Linked DNA regions of Homo sapiens: region 1 is linked to region 2. A link is an interaction called in ENCODE POLR2A ChIA-PET data of the cell type or tissue named here. Cell type or tissue: GM12878. All regions are shown on one strand. Links, peaks and the distances in the headings refer to the core of each region. The heading gives the core; the rest is flanking DNA. Region 1 overlaps SWAP70 (switching B cell complex subunit SWAP70). Region 2 overlaps SCUBE2 (signal peptide, CUB domain and EGF like domain containing 2).

Region 1 (2,911 bases), core at 262-2,761, 610 kb after region 2:
ATATTAATAGACTGAGTGGGAAAATCCAGCAAGGATTGTCTGTTCAGATTCTTCTTGGTCTCTCTGTGTAGCTTTCCTTCCTCCAGGGTATGGGGGAGGACCCCTTCTGAAATGAAGGTCTTGTGGCCTTCAATTAGACAAGGAAGGTCAGAGAATTTCTTTATGGCCAGCTCCAAGATAGAAAGGTTGGGGGAGATGAGATTATATTTTTAGTTTCTACGGCCTGCCTTGGGGAGAAAAAGGAGCAGGCGAAAAAAGGGCAGAAGGTCAGAGAGAGAGAGAGAGATTTGTTTTCTTTTTTCATTGATTTATTTGTTTGTTTGTTTGTTTGTTTGTTTGAGATGGAATCCCGCTCTGTCGCCCAGGCTGGAGTGCAATGGCATGATCTTGGCTCACTGCAACCTCTGCCTCCTGGGTTCAAGCGATTCTCCTACCTCAGCCTCCCAAGTAGCTGGGGTTACAGGTGTATGCCACCATACCCGGCTAATTTTTGTATTTTTTAGTAGAGACCGAGTTTCGCCGTGTTGGCCAGGCTGGTCTCAAACTCCTGACCTCAAGTGATCTGCCCACCTCGGCCTCCCAAAGTGCTGGGATTACAGGTGTGAGCCACTGCACCTGGCTGAGATTCTGTTTTCTGAGACCTGCTTCTGAGGCCTAAAGCACCCCAACATTATAACAAGGGCTATGGCGTTATGAGCCAGGGACCATGGATGAAAACCTATATATATTTATCTATGTATATCTCTGTCTCATAATATCACATGTTGCAGACAGACTTTTGTCAAACTTATCAATAAAATCGAACTATAGAACACAGATTTAAAAAAAACCCTTGGGAAGCTGGGTGCAGTGGCTCATGACTATAATCCCAGAACTTTGGAAAGCTGAGGCAGGAGGATTGCTTGAAGCCAGGAGTTTGAAAACAGCCTGGAAAATATAGTGAGACTTTATCTCTACAAAAAATTTAAAAATTAGCTGGACATGGTGGTGGGCACCTGTGGTCCCAGCTACTCAGGAGGAGGAGGTTTCAGTGAGCTGAGATAGTGCCACTGTATTGCAGCCTGGGTGACAGAGCAAGACTTTGTCTCAAAAATAAATAAATAGGCTGGGTGCGGTGGCTCATGCCTGTAATCCCAGCACTTTGGGAGGCCGAGGTGGGCGGATCACGAGGTCAGGAGATGGAGACCATCCTGGCTAACACGGTGAAACCCCTTCTCTACCAAAAATACAAAAAAAGAAATTAGCTGGGCGTGGTGGCGGGCGGCTGTAGTCCCAGCTACTCGGGAGGCTGAGGCAGGAGAATGGTGTGAACCCGGGAGGCAGAGCTTGCAGTGAGCGGAGATTATGCCACTGCCCTCCAGCCTGGGCGACAGAGCGAGACTCCGTCTCAAAAAAAAAAAAAAAATTTTAAATTTAAAAAATAGAAGCCACTCCTAGGCCAGGTGCAGTGGCTCATGCCTGTAATACTAGCACTTTTGGAGATTGAGGCAAATGGATCACTTGAACCCAGGAGTTTGAGACCAGCCTTTGCAACATAGTAAGACAAGAAATTTAAAAAGTTAGAGAGGTATGGTGGCACACGCCTGTAGTCCAAGTTCCTTCTGTAGCTGAGACAGGAGATGGCCTGAACTCAGGAGATGGAGGCTGGAGTGAGCTATGATTGTGCCACTGCACTCCAGCCTGGGAAACAGAGTGAGACCCTGTATCCAAAGAAAAAGAAAGAAAGAAACAGAGAGGGAGCGAGAGAGAGAGAGAGAGAGAGGGAGCGAGAGAGAGAGAGAGAGAGAGAGAGAGAGAGAGAGAGAGAGAGAGAGAGAGAGAGAGAGAGAGAGAGAGAGAGAGGAGGGAGGAGGGAGGGACAGAGGGAGGGAAAGGGAGAAAGGGAGAAAGACCTCTTATGGCTTACATAAACTACAATAGAAACAGATGTTTGCTGGTTGTCTAGTCACAGTAATGTTTTCTTGTTAAAACAACTGTTTTATATTTTATATATATTATATATATTTATAGCCATAAATAAGGTCATTGCAGGTCAGTAGGTTTTCTCGAATCTTTAAGCCCTCCTCCGCACACCACCCCTCTCCCCAAAAAGGGAACCACTTCTGTCTGCTTCCCTTTCCTTACCTTGATTTTTTTTCTCCTTCCTTCTCCTGCATTCCCTGTAATCTCACTGGGCATCTTCCTGGCAATCTGTGCACCTTCTACCGGGGAGCTCTGTCTCTCTGGCTCCAGTTGTAACTTGACTGGCTCCCCACCTGAGTTGAGAGTACGTAGGCCTTTATCTCTGCACCCATCCTGTGCACGTTCATAGAAGTCATCAGCTCTGTTAACTTGATTTGCAATTGGATTGTTAAATACAACTGATTGTCATGTTGATTTGGTGTTACTTGGTTTTTCAGGCTGAACTAACCAGGAACACTAAGTGATTGTTTTGAGCTTTTTCTTAAGCAAAGATTTACTTGCTTTTCAGCAGCTGAAGTAGATAGCAATAGGCTAATAGTGGGGAAACAGACTTCCAGAAACACATTTTCTACTTGCTTTTAAACTTGTATTCATGAATAGTCCTTTCTTAGAACAAACCGTATAGTTTAAGACTGTATTATCTGTTTTGATTGCAATTTTAGTATATTCTGTGTTAACTGATGGTAGACTGAAAACTGTATTGAGAGAGATGGAAAGGGGTTTTCTTTATAGGAAGGTGCTAGGTGCACATAGGTAGCTGAGTAAATGTAGTTGAATTCAACGTTAGACATTTTTTCCACCATTTTTCCCCCTTGGTTTGGTTTTGGTGCTCTTCTTTTGTTTGTACAGTTTGTCCCTTGGTATCCTTGGGGGATTGGTTCCAGGACTCCCTGCAGATACCAAAATCGTAGGATGCTCAAGACTCTTATATAAAATGGCATAATATTTG
Region 2 (2,911 bases), core at 316-2,815:
GTTCATTAGTCTCTGAAATTAAGAAAAAGACTCACAAAAGCATTTAAGAATGTTTGCTGATGTTTTTAACCTTATACATGTTTTCTTATCTGGCTTAACCAGTTTTGAAAGACAAGTGTTTCATCGTCTTGAGAACGCTGACTTATGATGCCCTTGATTGGCATTAAGGAAACAAACTCTGGGAAAGAATGATGACGTCCTGTTATATTCTCATCTTTGTATTGCTCTCTCAAGGTAAGATGGGTCTCTTTAGTACACTATGTATTCAAGTTTAATGATTAAAGCTATAAAGGACTAGAGCATTTGTTTTGGCAAATTACACAATGATCAAATAGCCTCAATGTTTTAAAATGATTCCTGATACTCAATCTTATCTTTTCCCAGTTTCGTCTGGCAATTGGTTATCTACTTTTTATCATGCTAAAGGGCTAATCCTTTGTACTCTTGCCCATGAAATATGAGCAAGTCATTGGGGTCGCTCTTCATCAGTAAAAGTTAATGGTACAGTTATTCATTAAGTCCTCTGGATAATCATCTTGACTGTTATTTATATAATAATCTCTAGGCTATTATGTATGATATGTTGATATTATCTCCTGCAAATGAATGCTTCCTTTAACTGCCTTTTTCTAATAAGGCCACTGTCTGAAATGAATTATTTGATGCTTGTAGAGGCTGACCTCCTCAACAATTAGTGTAATTAAGTGTTGGTTCTAATTAAGCTTACTCAGTTATAACCTTCCACTAGCCCAGGGGGAAAAAGCTCCCATTGATATGAATCATAAGCAAATCTCGAGTCACGTGGGGTATGGAGGGTATGTTGCCTTTATCCCCATATGTTAGCGGCATGGGCCCTCCCTCCATAACAGGGCACCCAGTCTCCCTGGGGAGGTGAAGGCTACCTTTACATGTCTTCCCATCCAACTGGAGAGTGAATCCAACAGGACAACTGCAGTGGACACCTGTCGAAGTATCCTTACAGGTGCGGTCACAGCCTCCATTGTTGACAGCACACGTTTCTGGCAAGGAGGTAAGAAAAGACAATTAGCTTCCCAAAGAAGTGCTGATACAGCTGACGAAGGTCACAGAAGCCAAGAAGCATGGTGGGGTACTCATGGTCATACCCCAAGTCTCTGCTACCTGCAGATGGGCTAGAGGGAGAGCAGGTGCAGCTCCTCCCACCCCCCTAAATGAGTTCTAGTTTCTGAGGAAGACTGTCAGGGTGACCAGAGGGATAAAGATGTCTCCCAATCTGCAGAGCCACTCCCCCTACTGGCAAATTTAAAGCCACTGAAAGTTCCTGCTGATCTGCAGCCAGCAACCTAAGTAGGACCACATCTGGCAGGCTAGAGGTGAGTGCAGAACAGGGCAAAGGGGATGGTCCTTTCTTAATCTTGAACCTTCTCCTTTCGATATGAGTAATGGGCAAAGCAAGAGTGGGTAAGCATCGCCGCCCCAACCACTGCCTTGTTGTAGACTACTGACTTCATCCTTGCAACTGCCAATTTACTCAAATTTGAAGTTTCACTTTCCCTGAAAGGAGAAAGCCCTGTCATAACCACGTGAAAAATAAGCCACAATTGTTAAATTGCAACAATGGAGATGAGGAACAATAAGCAAACAGCCTTCTAGTTCTGTATCTCATACAGTTAGTCCAAGTAATAGACAAGTGCTATTCAACATTCATTGAATTGTTAGCATCTAGGCACCCAGAAACATGATTTTTCTACCATAGCTACCTCACTTTAAAGGCTGGGGGTGGGGGGTGGTGGCGAGGGTGGTGGCTTACCCCTGTAATCCCAACACTTTGGGAGGCTGAGGCAGGAGGATCACCTGAGCCCAGGGGTTCAAGACCAGCCTGGGCCACGTGGTGAGACCCCCATCTCTACACAAATTTTAAAAAATTAGCGAGGCCTGGTGACGCACACCTGTGGTCCCAGCTACTCGGGAGGCTGAAGCAGGAAGATCACTTGAGCCCAGGAGGTCAAGGGTGCAGTGAGCCATGTTTGTGCCACTGCACTCCAGCCTGAGCAATACAGCGAGACCCTGTCTCAAGAAAAGAAAAGAAAAAAAAAAAAAAAGAAGGAACCCTAAAGGGAACAAGCTTAATCCTAATTAAATATGCAGATAGTACATGTATGTTTATCTCTGTTCCTTTCAAAACCTCACGAATATGAGAATCAATTGATTTTTTAAAGTATAAATCCTTAAGGACAAAGAAAATAGGAGAAAAGACAATAGATAAAAGATGTCAAACATTCTGGAAGTGACATGTTAGCAGGAGAGCAGTATCTGGCGTAGAAGAAAGCTAGATCCTAGCAGTCTGCAGAGGGGGTGCCAACAGCTGGTAAACTCCTGTGAGCCCCAGAGTCCCAGAAAGACTCAGGAATTGGAGGTATCAAGTTATTCTAGAGGCAGAAATGAGGACGGAGTTAAGAACAGGAAGATTATGGAGAGTCTACATATGAAAGAGATAAACCCCAGAGCTCCTCCTTAACTCCACATAGTCATGTGACTACCCTTCTCCTATTCTGGCTATAGCAGAGAAGTCTGGACCAGAGAGGTACCAGGCTCAAGGGCACCAGGAATAGCAGAGGAGGAGAGGGTGTCACCATCAGGTGAAAGTCTATACCCTGAAAAAGAGATCTCTAACCCTCATCCCTCTTCCCCCAACTCCTTCAGCTCCCTACTGGCAGATTTAAAGCCATTGAAAATTCCAAAAGCTATGTTAAAATAACAGCCATTGAAAGTTCCAAAAAGCTATGTTGAAACAACACTGCAACCCAGGATGCTAGCAGCCAAGCCTACAGGCAGGTGGTTGAAGGACTCCTCTCCGGCTAAATTGACCTGCCCAAGCAAAAAGACCTAACGATATTAGCATTCGAGGATCTCCAGATGAAATGGCTATGTC

Evidence for each region. Peaks named below come from ENCODE experiments on the same cell type or tissue, not always from the same donor. Only the 100,000 strongest peaks of a DNase experiment are listed, where the experiment ranks them.
Region 1: POLR2A ChIA-PET joins it to region 2 with 6 read pairs; 1 of 35 experiments calls an interaction of 5 or more read pairs at or near these places.

What each region holds. Positions count from the first base shown.
Region 1 is chr11:9,673,580-9,676,490 of GRCh38, forward strand. All of the region lies in intron 1 of SWAP70 (switching B cell complex subunit SWAP70), which reads left to right. Among named protein-coding and RNA genes, the nearest start is that of SWAP70, 11 kb to the left of the region's middle. RefSeq lists an enhancer at 2,227-2,761. In GM12878, for the core only: no CTCF peak of the experiment used is centred there; no DNase peak of the experiment used is centred there; H3K4me3 peaks cover 1,826 bases; H3K27ac peaks cover 1,498 bases.
Region 2 is chr11:9,059,506-9,062,416 of GRCh38, forward strand. SCUBE2 (signal peptide, CUB domain and EGF like domain containing 2) reads right to left here. Exons shown (of 23, transcript NM_001367977.2): 8 at 903-1,019. NRIP3-DT (NRIP3 divergent transcript) reads left to right here. Exons shown (of 3, transcript NR_183663.1): 2 at 103-234. Among named protein-coding and RNA genes, the nearest start is that of MIR5691, 29 kb to the right of the region's middle. RefSeq lists a silencer at 1,387-1,436 and enhancers at 1,527-1,576, 1,597-1,646. In GM12878, for the core only: a CTCF peak has its summit at 1,280 (motif pointing left); a DNase peak (open chromatin) is centred at 1,436; H3K27ac peaks cover 425 bases.